Regions from separate parts of the Homo sapiens genome. Here all the other regions are linked to region 1. Evidence: chromatin contacts called from ENCODE Hi-C or POLR2A ChIA-PET data. All regions are on one chromosome and are shown on one strand. The core of a region is the stretch at or near the end of the contact, and the rest is flanking DNA. Distances in the headings are between cores, read along the strand shown.

Region 1 (2,700 bases), core at 51-2,550:
GGGAGAGCTGGATCACAAAGGTGGTCTCTGTCGAAGATCAGAGAGACTGAGGGTCTACTGGACATCACAGGCCATTATCATTTGGGCCAAGATCCACCCATCCTCTTTATTTTCTCACTCTCTCTCAAGAGGAGACTCCTCCGGGGTTTAGAAAAGCTGCATGGATGCACCTCTCCACTTTTCTGCACAAGTATGCCTTCCATTTCACAGAAGTGTTATCTGTTAGAAATCCCAACAGATAGCTGATGAGGACAGAGCCTGAGCACTTCTGAATTGCTCTGCCAATTTCTCAACCTAATTTCCCTAAAGCTTAAGGGCCTCTTAGAGTGTATACAACATCTATTTCCAAATTTTGTCCTGGCCCTGGCCCAGCCCAGCCAAGCCCAGCCCAGCATAGGTGTGCTGTTAAAACTTAATCAGGAGAAAGGGATTCTTATCCTGGCCCTACCACTTAGTAGCTGTGTGACCCTGGGTAAGTCATTTACACTTTTCAGTCTCGGTTTCCTCATCTGCAAAATGGAGATAGAAATATCAACCCGAAGGGCTATTGTAAGAATTATATGACAAAAAGTGAAGGCTCTTTGTACAGTGCTAGGCTCATAGTGGCTGCTCATTCGCTCATCCATTCCTTCGTTCCTTGAATTCACCAAGCCTTCTCCATCTTCCTAGCTCCCCCTTGTCATCGCCTCTCGAAACCTTTTCCCCCCAAAAGGTTGCCTTCCAGTTATCTTCCTTCCATCCCACCTCCATTTTTCCAGACTCTCCGGATCCTCTCAATCAGAAGCAACACAGACACCTACATCCCTCTTCTCCCCCATATTCTCCTTACCTGGCGACCGGGCCCCCAGCACAGCAGTGGCAGCAGCAGCCGCTGCCGCAAACAAGCTCCCCCAGGACAGCTCCAGCCCGGAGTCCACCTGAGCCATTTGTCCCCGCCCCCTCCCTCAGCCCTGCTCCAGGATTGGGCCGTTTCCGTCAGTACTCTCTCTGATTGGCTGTCCCGGTTTCGCCCGAGCAGGAGATGGGGAGTGAACCCCTTTACTGCCAATCAGCGGTTGCCGCTGCCTAAGCCTCTCCCCAGGTACGCCGCTCACGCCGTAAGCCCTCCTGTTGGACCTAGCGGAACTCCGGGTTTGGAGTCAACCTCTTAGGGGCGGAGAAAAAAACAGCGGAAAAAAAAAAAAAAAAGAAGACTCCCTTCAGCTGAGGGCAGGGCTCTGCGCCCGCGCTGCGCGGCGGTGACGACATTCGCCCGCGTCCGCAGCTGAGCGTTATGAGCGCCTGCGCAGTGGCTCCGAGCGGGCGGTTGCTTGTTGGTTGTTGTAGTAACCGGGGAAGCAGCCGTCGGCGGCTGCCCTGAGCCTTCCTGGGGAAGGAGGAGGGAGGTAGGCGCAGAGCGCGGTCCACGCCTGCTCGCCCCGAACCATGGGAAGATGAGACAGGTAAACGCCTGCGCCCGCGCGCTTCCCTACCCTAGGGAGGAGCATTCCCGGGTCCGGGCTGGCGCCTGCAGCAGGACTTCCCGCTCAGAGCCCGGGAGTAGCTGTTGGCTTCCGGGCGCGCCGCGTTGAATCGCGGCTGCGGGGTCGTCCCGTCCTTCCCGGGGGGAGCATCTGCGGACCTACGTGGGATTGGGGTGAGCTGGGGGTGGGGCTGAGAAGCAGATTCCTTTCGGGAGAGGAGTCTCCTTAGGTGAGTATCTCTACTCTTCTTCCGATAGACCTGTTTCTCCCCGCTCTGCAGGCAGCCTAGGAGAGGTTGGCATCCCTTCCCGTTTGGAGGTTTTGTTTGTTTAAACTTAAAGGGCTTCCCAGCATTTTGGGAAAGATCAAGAAATCCCGTTGAGAATCCCCTGAAGAAAGCCATTGAAGTTGTTAGACATTGCCTATTGCGCCGAAGATCTTTGATCATTATCGGGGTCTGTTTTTTTTTTGTCTTATTTACAGTCTCATCGTATTTATGAATGCATGGAAAAGTTAAGAAGGATTGACAGCAAGTAATTATCGCTGAGTAATTTGGGATTATGGTCATTTAAACATGTTTCTTTTATTTGTAGTTCCTATTTCTTCTTCTGACACACACAACGAACATGTACTTTTTTACTTTAGAAAAAATATTTTAAGTTAGAAATGCAGTGTTGGAAATTTCCTAATTTCATCGTCTATTTGAGAGTCGTACCAAACTTTGTGATTTTTAGGAAGAATAATTTTTAAGAGTGGAAGGGCATTCCTCCCCTCCCCCACCTATTTATATGGACCTTTGATTCAAGAGAATATATTCATCTTTCGGTTCATTGTTGAATTTATTTTACTGGAAACATGATGGCATCTTGTCAGCGTGCTTGTCATAGAGTCTAAATAAATGTTGGCAGGGGTTTTTTGTTGTTTTTTTTTTTTTGAGACGGAGTTCACTCTTGTTGCCCAGGCTGGAGTGCAATGGCGCGATCTTGGCTCACCGCAACCTCCGCCTCCCGGGTTCAAGCGATTCTCCTCCCTCAGCCTCCCGAGTAGCTGGGATTACAGGCATGAGCCAGCACACCCGGCTAATTTTTTGTATTTTTTTTTTTTTTTTTTAGTAAAGACGGGGTTTCTCCATGTTAGTCAGGCTGGTCTCGAACTCCCGACCTCAGGTGATCCGCCCGCCTTGGCCTCCCAAAGTACTGGGATTACAGGCGTGAGCCACCCTGCCCGGCCTGCAAGG
Region 2 (2,700 bases), core at 5-2,504, 1.3 Mb after region 1:
CTCCCTCCCCTGGCGGGAGGGGGGGATACAGAGGCACTGAGACTCCCTGGAGCCTCTTTGGCAAGTCATTTCCAAGCCAGGCAGCCTGATCTCAAGCAGCTCCCAGTTGAGTGCCTGAAACACCAGACATCAAAAACCTGGCAGGCCTGGGGAGAAGGGAAGATTAGATCATTACAGCAGAATGAAGCAAACCAAAAACCCAGAGAAGGCAGGAGGGACAGAGGCCAAGAATGTTTCAAGGCAACCTGAAACTCCTTCAGATGAGAGCGGCCCGTACAGTGGCAGCTTCCCCTACTGCCAGGAAAGCCTGGCGTGTCTCAGCCCCTTTTTGGGTGGAGTAGGGAGTGTACTGGTCCATACACGTGCGCTCGGAGGTGATGGGAACAGGAAGCATGTTCTGGTCTTCCATGTGCACACACATTTGGACACATAAACGTGCATGCACAGGTGTCCAGGCCAGGCGTGTAAGCCCCCAGGAGTGCATGCGTGTGTTTGCGTGCAGTCTACAAACATGTTTTCACAAAGCTCAAGGAGAAGCAATCAGTCATCTCCAAGGAATCTTAGCAACAGCCATCCCCAGAAAAGGCTCCTGCCAGCTGGGGCAGCGATGAGTCAGCAGAGGCGTCGTGGGGGAGGCGGGAGGCGAGGCAGCCTCAGCCCTGGAGCCTGAGCCGGCCTCTCCCTTCTCCTGGGAAGGCCTCCAGACCCGGCCTGGCCGCCACGCCTGGGTCACTGCTTTGGCACTGATGTCCGAGAACACATTCCTGGAACTGGCCAGCACAGGCGGCTGGAGGGTTTTTCCCTCCTCCTCTCTCTCCCTCTCACCCTCCTGTCCGGGCCCCACACCCGCCCTTTTATTTTTCCTTCTTGCTGCAAAACCAAAACACCGTGTTCACGAGTTCAGGCGCTGTAGCCAAGTGGCAGGAGCTGGCAGAGCAATTGGGAAACAGGAGCTGCCTGGCCCAAGCAGGCCAGGGGATGAGGACACCTCTGGCCAGCCACAGAGAGGGCCCTGCTAGGGCTTGCTGAGCCCTGGTTAAGTACTGCAGGGCAAAAATGTCATCGCCTGGGGCCCCAGGGAACCGGAGTTCAAGGTGGCAGCTCCCAGAGAAATGGCCTGTGTCTCTCTGCCCCAGTAGCAGAGCCCGAGGTCACTAGCAGAGGATGGCGGCTGGAAGGTGACCAAAGGAGCAGAGAACCACAATTATTAATCATGAATCCATTGCCTGAGTGCATACACAGTCTTCAGAGCCACCTCAGGGTAGAATTATGTCCTTATACAGACAGGGAGGTGAAGGTGTGGGCAGGTGAAGGAATTTGGCACAAGGTCACGCAGCTAGCTTTTAGCCACGGAGCTTGATGGAATTAATCCAGCTTCGAGCTGACTTGGAGGCTTTAACTGATGGGCCACACTGGCTTTTCTTCCTGGGCTGCAGCTACACAGTATGCCAGGATCGCAGCACTTACAAAAAATAAAATAAAATAAAAACAACAAAAAAAGAGCGAGTGCTGTCTCCTATCTCTCCCCCACCCGCATGCAAACAGATCTGGGGGAAGAGCCATCTGCAACCTCAGCAGCGGAGGTGGTGGCAGCGGCGTGGCAGGCGGCGGTGGCAGGGGCAGTAACAGCCCAGCCCGAATCCCTGGCCTCTTTACTGGAGGCAGGAAATGAATAAAAGCTAAATGAGTTTGAAAATGCCAGGAGGCAGTGTTTATCCCCTTCCCCCACCCCCTCCCCCTGGCAAGGACCGCGTATAGTTACAGTTTAATCTTGGAAATGCCAGACAGCTGTTCCCCGTTGCTAAGAGACTGGCCCACATTATGCAGATGTCAGGGGCCTCAAATGTCTGCCGGAAATTACAGATCATGTTGGAAGAGCAGAGGGGCCTTCTCTTGACTGGGGAAGCGCAGTGGGAGACTCCTTGGGTGGATGGCAGAAATAAGGGGCCCACCCTTTCCGGGTCTCTTCCGAGGCTCTGAGGCTCCAGCCTGTCCCTCCTCCCAGCTCCCCGATGCCTTGGCTCCCACCCCAGGTTCCGGCCTCCATCCTTTGGCAACTGTGCCAATGGCCATGTCCACCCCCCACCTCCAGTGCTCCTTCTGGGACATCTTTCTTCAGTCCAGTGTCCCTGTCTGTCTTCCAGTCTTCCCAGCTGCTGCGATGCCACTGAGCTGGCTGGGTCCCAGCTGGGAGGAGGAGCAGACCCCACTCGAGGAGGGTAGGATTCCACTCCATAAGCTCTCCTCACCTGGAGCGGAAAATGGGACACACTCACCACACTCACACCCTCCCTGTCATCCCCCACCCCATGGAAAGCCAAAGGAGGGCTATCACCATGGCAACTGCAGGCTACACGAGCTGCTGCATCACTGGTCCCTGGGGAAGGGGAACTGCCATCTGGGCAGGGGGTTGGGGGAGGAGGAGGGGGAAGTCCTTTTCCAAACTGGAGCTCTAACATGAACCCTGATGGAAGGTGACGGGGGAATTCACCAGGGCTCTGGGCTGGGAGGGAAGCAGCTCAGGCTGGAGAGGGGCATGGGCAGGCTGCAGGGTGGTGCCCGGGGAGTCCATGGCAATGCATACGGTCTTCAGGATGACCCCCAGGTACCGTGGGGGTGGGGGAGGGTAGGCTGCGGCCCGGTGTGGAGTGGGTGCTGTGTGCCTACTGATTCCCTGAGAGCTCACAAGGTGCTTTGAGG
Region 3 (2,700 bases), core at 201-2,700, 1.6 Mb before region 1:
GGGTGGAAACTTTGTTTTCCTGCTACTAAAAAAAGATACTAGAACAGAACAAGGATCGCAGCAAGAAATATGAGTGAGGCCAGACCATCTGCCAAACCCTTCAAACTCATCCTTTCTACCTTCCCCATTAAATAGCATATTTAAAAATGAATCTTTGCTGACTCTGCCAAGAATCTTAAAACTGCCCAAGTTTCTTTACTAGAACTCACGGAAACCTGGTGAATACTAATATTACCTAAAAGCTCAGCAATATAGAGGAAATTCTCAGACTGGATGTAATGAATAAGAACGGCACTGTTGTTTCTTGCAGACTGTTTCTTGCCTGCGGTAAATCTTGCCACATACTCTAAATCCTTGGTAGGCCATGAACAGGGGAAAGACTATAAACAGAGTTGGAGATTACAGGCCTCAGGCATGCAACTCCTGTAGCTTTACCATTTCTCCTTAGGTTGGCTTCAGAGAGGACTCAATCCCCCAAGTGCAGAGATGAGGGTGTGTAGCACTAGAAGAGCTGATTTTGGGGTGGGAACTTAGACTTCTTGTCTTACCTGGCTCCCACTTTCTATCACCCGTTTTAAAGATGTTTGGTACCTTGAACATACATGGAACATACTGGTAGCTTTAACTGTGTGCCCTTATCTACCCTATCTATGTAGATGTGCCCTATCTATGTAAACTGTAACTTAGCTGAGAAAAAGTTTAACTCAAAGTTTTGGCAAGAAAGGGGACAGCCAGTCCATGGAAAATACAAAGAGCCACACTTAGGGAAAATAGCTTAGCAAATGGCTGCCTTTGGTGAAAATCTAGAGTCCACCTCTAGAAGGAAATTCAAAGTTCATACACTGACCCTCGCCCCTCGCGTCCCCCCTCCCCCTTACCTCAGATCACCACGGATAGTGAAGTAGGGTGGGGGAAGGGAGCAATGGCAAAGTGGACGCTCACGGCAGGGGACAGAGTAACCAAAAAGAGTAGTTTCTGGGGGAGAGAGAGAAGGCTGGTGCAGAGGTAAAAAGGAAAGACGGTGGGCGGATGGAGAGATGAGGGCAAGAGAGTGACAGCAGGGAGCGGGCAGAGCTGGAGAAGGAGAGTGGGCGAGAGCCAGAAAAGAGGAGGCTTAGGAGTAAAAGGGTAGAGGGCCAAGGGTAACAGCCCAGGGTTGGATCCGGGACCAGGGAGGTTATGAAGTGAGGGCTGGGCATGGGACAGGGCCGCACAGGTCGGGTAGGAGGTCTGGCCAAAAAGGGGTTGGGCCAAGAAGGTGGTCCCGCCCGAGGATGGCTCAGGGAGCGGACGGAAAGGATCCAATTCCTAGCTTCATGGTGCCTTGGCACCACCCTCACTCGCCTGCAGGATCCGGGCTCGCACTGCCGCCGCCGCCAATAGCGCCGCCATGGCTCTCGGCCGCCCTAGCTCCGCACCCCGCGCCTCTACTGCCCAGAAGCACTACAGCTGCCAGGCCTCGCCCTCCATCCTGCCAGGCTTCCTCATTGGTGGGGAGGACTATTTTCTCCAGCCAATCACTGGTCCGAACACCTGATTCCTCTCCTCACACCCCCGTCCTGGGGATAAGTGATTGGTTAGGAGCGAAAATGCTCTCGCCCTCTGCCACCTCAGCCAATGACGTAGGCGGAGGTAGAGAAGACGCCCCTGACTTGGACACTCCCTACCGAGCACACGGGGAAGACGCCCCCCTAACCTGGAACTCCGATTGGCCAAGGGCGGAACCGAGGCCCCACCCCCCCACTGAAAAAAGTAAATAAGACCCTTCAAGAATTTTGCAGTCGCTCCACCTCAACATCCGCGTAAGGGGCGTGGCTATACTTAGGGGCGGGGCTAGGCAAAGATTGCCCTATGAGGCGAGGGAATGAGACTGGGCTGCGAGTTGGGGATAGGGTTTCTCTTTGGGGGCGTGGCTTATGGAACCTCGTTTTCCCGCCGACGGTTGGCCACGTCACGTGACATGGGTTGGAAGATGGCGTCTCCCACAGACGGTAAGAGCCGGCTTAGAGATCTTTGCCTGCAGCCTCCTTCTTTGCTCTACTGGGAACATCCACTCTGTCTCTGCCCCTCGAACATACATTTCTTTCTTGGGCTCTTCTCCTTTCCCTTTTATTTTTTTTCTTGAGATCCATCGCCGTCTTCAGCTCACCGGTTCTTCACAGCAGCTCCGGAGGTGCCCAGTTTCCCCGCTCTGTACCAGGCGTGTGGAGGAGGGCACTAGGGAGGGACTCATTCTGGGTAAAAGGACAGGGGGGTCGCCCTGTGCCTTCCTTATCTCTATTTGGGCGAGGCTGAGGGTCGAGGAGGAGATGTTTCTGGAGGACGTGGCTTACTGTAGTTTTTTCCTTGGGGTACCCATTGAAAGGATCAGTTCTCTTCTGATTGAGCGCACGGATGGAATGATTCTCACAAACCCTCGCAGGGCTGCTGGCTGACCTCATCTCGATACTGAACCGCAAGAGAAACATGATCTCTCTCCTGTCTCCTCAGTTTGGGACCATTGCCGTGGCAGCAAGAGAAGCGGGGGACGTTCTCGGCCCCTCGCCCTGAGAGTCGCGAGGAGAATCAGTATTGAGCTTTTAAGTGTCGTCTTGCACAGGTCGCAACCTGTCTTCCATCTGCTTTACGTGTTGTTTCTTAAGGCTGAGTGAATTAACGATTTCTGTTTATATATTGTGTAAAATGCAAGTCATTTCAAGT
Region 4 (2,700 bases), core at 184-2,683, 1.4 Mb before region 1:
GAACATAGGAAATCCACAGAGAAGTGGGAAGGGATATAAACAGGCAATTCAAAAAAGGGAAAACCCACGTTTAATAAACACATGAAAATGTAGGCCGGGAGCAGTGGCTCACGTCTGTAATTCCTTTATGCACTGCCCGTCGGGAAGTGTAATCCCTGCACTTCGGGAGGCCGAGGCGGGTGGATCACCTGAGGTCAGGAGTTCAAGACCAGACTGGCCAACCCCCCCATCTTTGCTAAAAATACAAAAAATTAGCTGGGTGTGGTGGCGCGCGTCTGTAATCCCAGCTACTCAGGAGGCTGAGGCAGAAGAATCGCTTGAACCCGAGGCGGAGGTTGCAGTGAGCCGAGATCATGCCACTGCATTCCTGCCCGAGCAACAAGAGCAAAACTCCGTCTCAAAAGAAAGAAAGAAAGAAAGAAAGAAAATGTACACGATGGGATACCACCTTACACCCCCCAGACTGATAAACATTACAAAACCAGCCGCCACTGAACGATGGAGGGATACCGGGAAACAGGAAGCTTTATGCACTGCCCGTCGGGAAGTATAAACTAGTGTGACCATTCCAAAGAACAATCCAGCAAAATTAGATATGACCAGGACCCAACTCTGGGGTGGATACCCAGAGAAATGCAACAATATGCACAAGGAGACAACTGCCAGAATATTCGTTACAGTGTGGCTTGTGGGGGTGTTAATACTAGAAAAAAATCTATCCACCACTAGGGGAATAAGTCTATGCACACAGCACCCCTCATGCAAGCACTCAGAAGTGAAAACAAGATGACTAGCATGGATGGACTCAAAAACACAATGTTGAGGAAAAAGGTTTAAAGAAAAATCACAGCATATTATATTGAAGAATTCGAAACCGCTATATAGATTTCAAAGTAACACTTGCACAAATTTACCCAAGGTGGACCGTAAAGCCACTTATATAACACACCAGAGTGGCTGTCTGAAAAGGGGAGTGAAAGGGGTCTGGGAATAGGAACGAAGAGAGGAAGTGATAAAATAAACAAGGAGCCTTGCATTGGCCCACAGGGTGTCAAGAACTGAGAAGGATCAACTCAATTTTGTGCACCTGAGGTTCTTCTTTTCAAAAAAAGAATGCCAGTTGCGAGGGTGAGGGTCCCACACCGCAGGAGATGGCACAAGTCCGGCCAAGAACGGAGGGGGCCGCGGCCGGTGCGGAGCGGCCTAGAGCGGCGGGAGGGCGGACGCCCCTTCGAGAGCTCCTCTTTCTCTCAGAAGTCACGGGGGCGAGACGGGGGCGCCAGGGCGGCGGACGAGGCACGGAGGGCAGGAAAGCCCATTCCCTACAGCCCGGAACTCCTGCTCCCAAACCTCCTCCCCGACCGCCCTGCTTACCTGGCGCCAGCTCCGGGCGCGGGCCCCGCGACCGCCATGACCTGAGACCCGAGGGACTCTGGAGCCCAGCTGCCCCTAGTTCAGTACTGGGTAGAGTCCGAGGAGGGGCGGGGCCCCGGCTACCACAGAGACGGCGTTTGATAGAGAGGAAGGTGCGGGAGACGCGGACTCTCCCGGAAGCGACCGACGTCTCTAAAAGTACCAGAGAGTGGACTCGGCTGACCCGGCGGCTACAGCGCCCCCATATTTTCTGGGAGACTTCCCTTTTGACAATAGGTATCCGAGAGTGTAACTACTTTATGGCAAGTATTTTAGATTCTGTGTATAATAGATGTTTTACATATTCTCCCAGAGAAGCCAGCATGATCTTTAAAAAAGTATAAATTAGGCTTCCAGCCGGGCCCGGTGGGTTACTCCTGTAATCCCAGCACTTTGGAAGGCCAAGGCGGGAGGATCGCTTGAGCCCAGGAATTCAAGACCAGCCTGGGCAACATGGCAAGACCCCGCCTTTACAAAAGACAAAAGCATTAGCCGGGGATGGTGGCGAGCGCCTGTGGTCCGAGCTACTCTGGAGGCTGAGGCAGGAGAATCACTTGGGCCCGGAAGGTCAAGGCTGCAGTGAGCCGTGACTGTGCCACTGCACTCCAGCCTGGGCGACAAAGAGAGACCCTGTCTCAAAAACAAATAAATAGATGATAATGATCGATAGATAAGATAGATAGTTGAATGAATGAAATGCTTATCAGTTGACTGATTAGTACCCAAAGGGAGGTGGGAAATGGCTCAAAAAAAACCCAAACAGCATGATCCCACAGGTCCCTAAATTTGAATCTGGATGTGTCTTCTCACTTTCCTCCAATCCTTATTAAGTTTCAACTGCAAGCCAAACACTCTACAACATGCATGTATCACTTGTCTTTATGAAAGTTGCAGTCTAGCTGGGTAGGTCAATCAGTTGACAATTACAGATTTTTTTTTTTTTTTTTTTTTTTTTGATACGGAGTGTTGCTTTTGTTGCCCCGGCTAGAGTGCAATGGCGCGATATCGGCTCACGGCAACCTCAGCCTCCCGGATTGAAGCCATCCTCCTGCCTCAGCCTCCCGAGTAGCTAGGATTACAGGCATGTGCCACCACGCCCAGCTAATTTAGTATTTTTAGTAGAGACAGGGTTTCTCCATATTGGTCAGGCTGGTCTTGAACTCCTAACCTCAGGTGATCTGCCCGCCTTGGCTTTCCAAAGTGTTGGGATTACAAGAGTGAGCCACCGCTCCTGGCCTTTTTTTGTTTTTGTTTTTGTTTTAGACGGAGTTTCGCTCTTGTGGCTCA
Region 5 (2,700 bases), core at 71-2,570, 1.2 Mb after region 1:
CTGGTCTGGAAACCTCTGGACTAGTATACTGTATCACTAAGGCATTAGAAGAGCTCCAGGAAAAACAGCAACATAGTTAAAAGAATATGTTTAGTTCTCTGGAAACAATTACTTCTGTGGAGTTTCCCACATTCCTCAGAAGTATGGACACACAAGACATTCCTGAATTCACTGAGTGCCTACTGTATACCAAGCAATGTGTTAACACCAGAGATACAGCGAACAAAATGGACGTGGCCCTGCGCTCCTGAAGTTTGCATTCTAATGGCAGATACACAGTAAAATTTAAAATATTTCTATATGAAATATATATTATCAATGACACACACATTGCGTACCAATTGTGTAAAGTTCCACAAAGGAAAACCACAGAATATACAATTGGAGCCCTCATTCCTAAGTACTTCTTGGTCCTGTCCCATAAATTAAAGGCAAAAAGTCTGCGAGTTCCATGGGATCTCAGAAACTGATGGTCGCATAAAACCCTCCGTAATTTCAAAGCCCAGAAATAGAGAATGCAGACAAATTATGAAACAATAACGAAATAAACACCCCCTCTTTGAGGTATCGACTGGGCATTGCCCCCACCCCAGCACATCTCCCTCTAAACCGCCGGGAGTGGGGGCAGGAATGCTCCAAAGCTGAGATCTAAATGTGTCTCTGATTGAACGTCCGTTTTTCAACCAAAGACACCGGTGAGCGAGAGCTGCCAGGTGGCAGTGAAAGGCGAGTGTGAAGTTAACCTGGGGAAGATCGGTGCGTCCAGTACTTCGGCCATAAACCTCCCAGAGCCGACCCGCCTCGCCCGCTGAGAATTTGGGCACTCGCCTAGGTCCGAGCTACTACCCCTTCCCGACCCGCCGGGGTGCTGACTTGGCCGACCCCACAATTTCTCTGCACCCCCAGGGCCAGGAAAGGGCCCTGCCCGTCCACAGCTCCTCTCCACCTTAACCGCGGCCGGACGCCATCTGACAACAGGCGGGAGGAGGGGCCGCCCACGAGGGACGTCGGCCAGGTCCAGGCCTCGTGGGGTCAGGAGGGGCCCGCGGGGCAGGGGCTCAGGACCGCCTCCCTACACCTCGGCACTGCCCGGGGCACGGTAGTCGTGAGGCCCGGCCAACCGCACGCCGCCCCAGGCCCGCGGAGCCCCGCAGAGGCGAGCCCTGGCCGGGCTCCTGTCTGTCGGTACGCCTGGCCGGTACCTGAGAGGGCGCGGAAGAGGCGCGTGGCCGGCAGCAGCAGGTAACACAAGCACGACGCGATCATGGCCGGCCGCCCGCGCCCGCCTCCGCTCCTCACTGCAGCCAGCAGGTCCTCCCTCAGCTCGGCCCCGCCCCCGGCCCGGTCCGGCCCACGTGGTGCCGCCGCCGCGCTTCAACAACAACTTTATTGGGAGCGCAGGTCTACGGGTGCGCACGCAGGAAGTGGGAGGAGCCGGTTCCCATGGCAACTAGCCACCCCTAGCACCCGGCTGCCACCCAGGCGTCCCGAATTAAAATTGAGCGCCTCACTGGAGGCCCCATAGTGTTATTCAAAGGCCACAGTTTATTCCCACTTCTGCAGCTGACTAGGTGTCCACCTTGTTACCACACTATAGCCTCTCCGCCCCTCAGTTTCCTCACCTGTAAAATGAAGAGCTGGACTTTCTCTAAGGCTCCACTGAACCTTGACTTCTAGCCCTTCTCGACCCAGAAAGGAAGCGAGTTATTCCCCCATTTCCCCCGTTTTCCTGCCTCTACTTCCCTGTCTCAGATTCTAGGTCACAAATTGAGTCCTACCTTGCTTCAGGAAGTAAGACTTTGTCTCCTTCCCTACTTTCTAAACGGGCCTTCTTTTCCCTAATCTAGAAAAACAGGGTTTCCCATTGGTAAGGAAGTCAAGAAAGAAAGGAGAGAGGACAAAGAGAGGAGAGAGAGAAGGGAGAGAGGAGAGAGACAGAAGAGAGAAACTTCCACAAGGCCAGGGACCAGTTCTGGCTGGTTGTTTGCTCACTTTGAGGTATCTCTAATACAATCCAAGCACCTATTGTAACCAAGTACCCAGCTTGGAAGTTATATTCTTGTTATATACTTCTATTTCTTTATTTTTGTTCAGTTAACCACTAGGCACCCCCCGACACCCCAGCACCCCCCATACACACTGTTAGCATATCTAATTGTATGTTCGCTTAAAAGTTCCAGAGACTAAATCTTGAAACAATATAGGCATCTGTGGAAATCTCCACCAGGAGATTGATTCAAGGCTACAGTTAATTTATAACTCAGCCCAGCCCGAGATGATGCCAGCCCATTCACCAGATGGGCAGTAACTCAAGACAAGTCATCAGAACTCGTCATGAAGACCTGCACTGCCTCACCCCTTGCATACCCTCCATGCCAAAACTTCTTAAAGCCTCGCATTTTGCTTGGAAATGTGAAGCAGCTCCATTAAAGCAAAAGCCTGGATCGTTTTTCCCCACTGCTAGCTTTGGTTTATAATAAAGTCAGTCTCCTTCTACCATACCACGACCTTGCTCGTTGGTTTTGCAAGCGGCCGAATCTGCATTCGCTAGCACTACTAGCCACCACATAAGCCTTTACTGACTGGTTGAACAAAGCATATGTCACTAAATGAAGGCCAGTTCTGCCATCACTTCTGTGCCACCTGCGACCTCTTTGAGTCTCTCTTCCCCAGTCCCCCTCCCCCAATCTTCTACCCCAA

The links. Hi-C counts contacts between places; a loop is a spot of excess contacts on that map. ChIA-PET counts read pairs that join two places held with the same protein, here RNA polymerase II (POLR2A). Pooled maps may share reads with other maps.
Region 2: a map with no recorded cell type shows a loop between it and region 1 (5-fold over the local background). The contact joins the enhancer-like site here to the promoter of TTLL5 in region 1. A Hi-C loop is called at or near these places in 1 of 37 single-sample maps with no recorded cell type. POLR2A ChIA-PET finds 5 or more read pairs at or near these places in 1 of 52 experiments (AG04449).
Region 3: a pooled map shows a loop between it and region 1 (19-fold over the local background). The contact joins the promoter of ALDH6A1 here to the promoter of TTLL5 in region 1. A Hi-C loop is called at or near these places in 1 of 37 single-sample maps with no recorded cell type and 13 of 50 pooled maps. POLR2A ChIA-PET finds 5 or more read pairs at or near these places in 2 of 52 experiments (Panc1 and T-cell).
Region 4: a map of CD4-positive, alpha-beta memory T cell shows a loop between it and region 1 (36-fold over the local background). The contact joins the promoter of ABCD4 here to the promoter of TTLL5 in region 1. A Hi-C loop is called at or near these places in 1 of 168 maps with a recorded cell type or tissue (CD4-positive, alpha-beta memory T cell) and 9 of 50 pooled maps. POLR2A ChIA-PET finds 5 or more read pairs at or near these places in 1 of 52 experiments (naive thymus-derived CD4-positive, alpha-beta T cell).
Region 5: a map of CD8-positive, alpha-beta T cell shows a loop between it and region 1 (9-fold over the local background). The contact joins the promoter of ANGEL1 here to the promoter of TTLL5 in region 1. A Hi-C loop is called at or near these places in 2 of 168 maps with a recorded cell type or tissue (CD8-positive, alpha-beta T cell and naive thymus-derived CD4-positive, alpha-beta T cell), 4 of 37 single-sample maps with no recorded cell type and 13 of 50 pooled maps.

What each region holds. Positions count from the first base shown.
Region 1 is chr14:75,659,946-75,662,645 of GRCh38, forward strand. It overlaps TTLL5 (tubulin tyrosine ligase like 5), which reads left to right and starts at 1,301. Exons shown (of 32, transcript NM_015072.5): 1 at 1,301-1,442. ERG28 (ergosterol biosynthesis 28 homolog) reads right to left here and starts at 931. Exons shown (of 5, transcript NM_007176.4): 1 at 830-931. RefSeq lists a silencer at 993-1,042 and an enhancer at 1,153-1,372.
Region 2 is chr14:76,918,362-76,921,061 of GRCh38, forward strand. No RefSeq gene overlaps it. Among named protein-coding and RNA genes, the nearest start is that of LINC01629, 40 kb to the right of the region's middle. RefSeq lists enhancers at 1-2,700, 174-233 and a silencer at 612-762. Within about 2 kb of position 1,255, at least 35 of the 41 ENCODE cell types and tissues checked have a DNase peak (open chromatin) inside an H3K27ac peak, as active enhancers do.
Region 3 is chr14:74,083,003-74,085,702 of GRCh38, forward strand. It overlaps ALDH6A1 (aldehyde dehydrogenase 6 family member A1), which reads right to left and starts at 1,451. Exons shown (of 12, transcript NM_005589.4): 1 at 1,345-1,451. The coding sequence starts at 1,392. It overlaps LIN52 (lin-52 DREAM MuvB core complex component), which reads left to right and starts at 1,954. Exons shown (of 6, transcript NM_001024674.3): 1 at 1,954-1,991. The coding sequence starts at 1,973. RefSeq lists an enhancer at 1,863-2,042.
Region 4 is chr14:74,301,501-74,304,200 of GRCh38, forward strand. It overlaps ABCD4 (ATP binding cassette subfamily D member 4), which reads right to left and starts at 1,434. Exons shown (of 19, transcript NM_005050.4): 1 at 1,375-1,434. The coding sequence starts at 1,412. It also overlaps a transcript of VRTN not described here. RefSeq lists a silencer at 1,183-1,262 and an enhancer at 1,523-1,882.
Region 5 is chr14:76,811,562-76,814,261 of GRCh38, forward strand. ANGEL1 (angel homolog 1) reads right to left here and starts at 1,321. Exons shown (of 10, transcript NM_015305.4): 1 at 1,203-1,321. The coding sequence starts at 1,266. RefSeq lists enhancers at 362-936, 937-1,510 and a silencer at 959-1,388.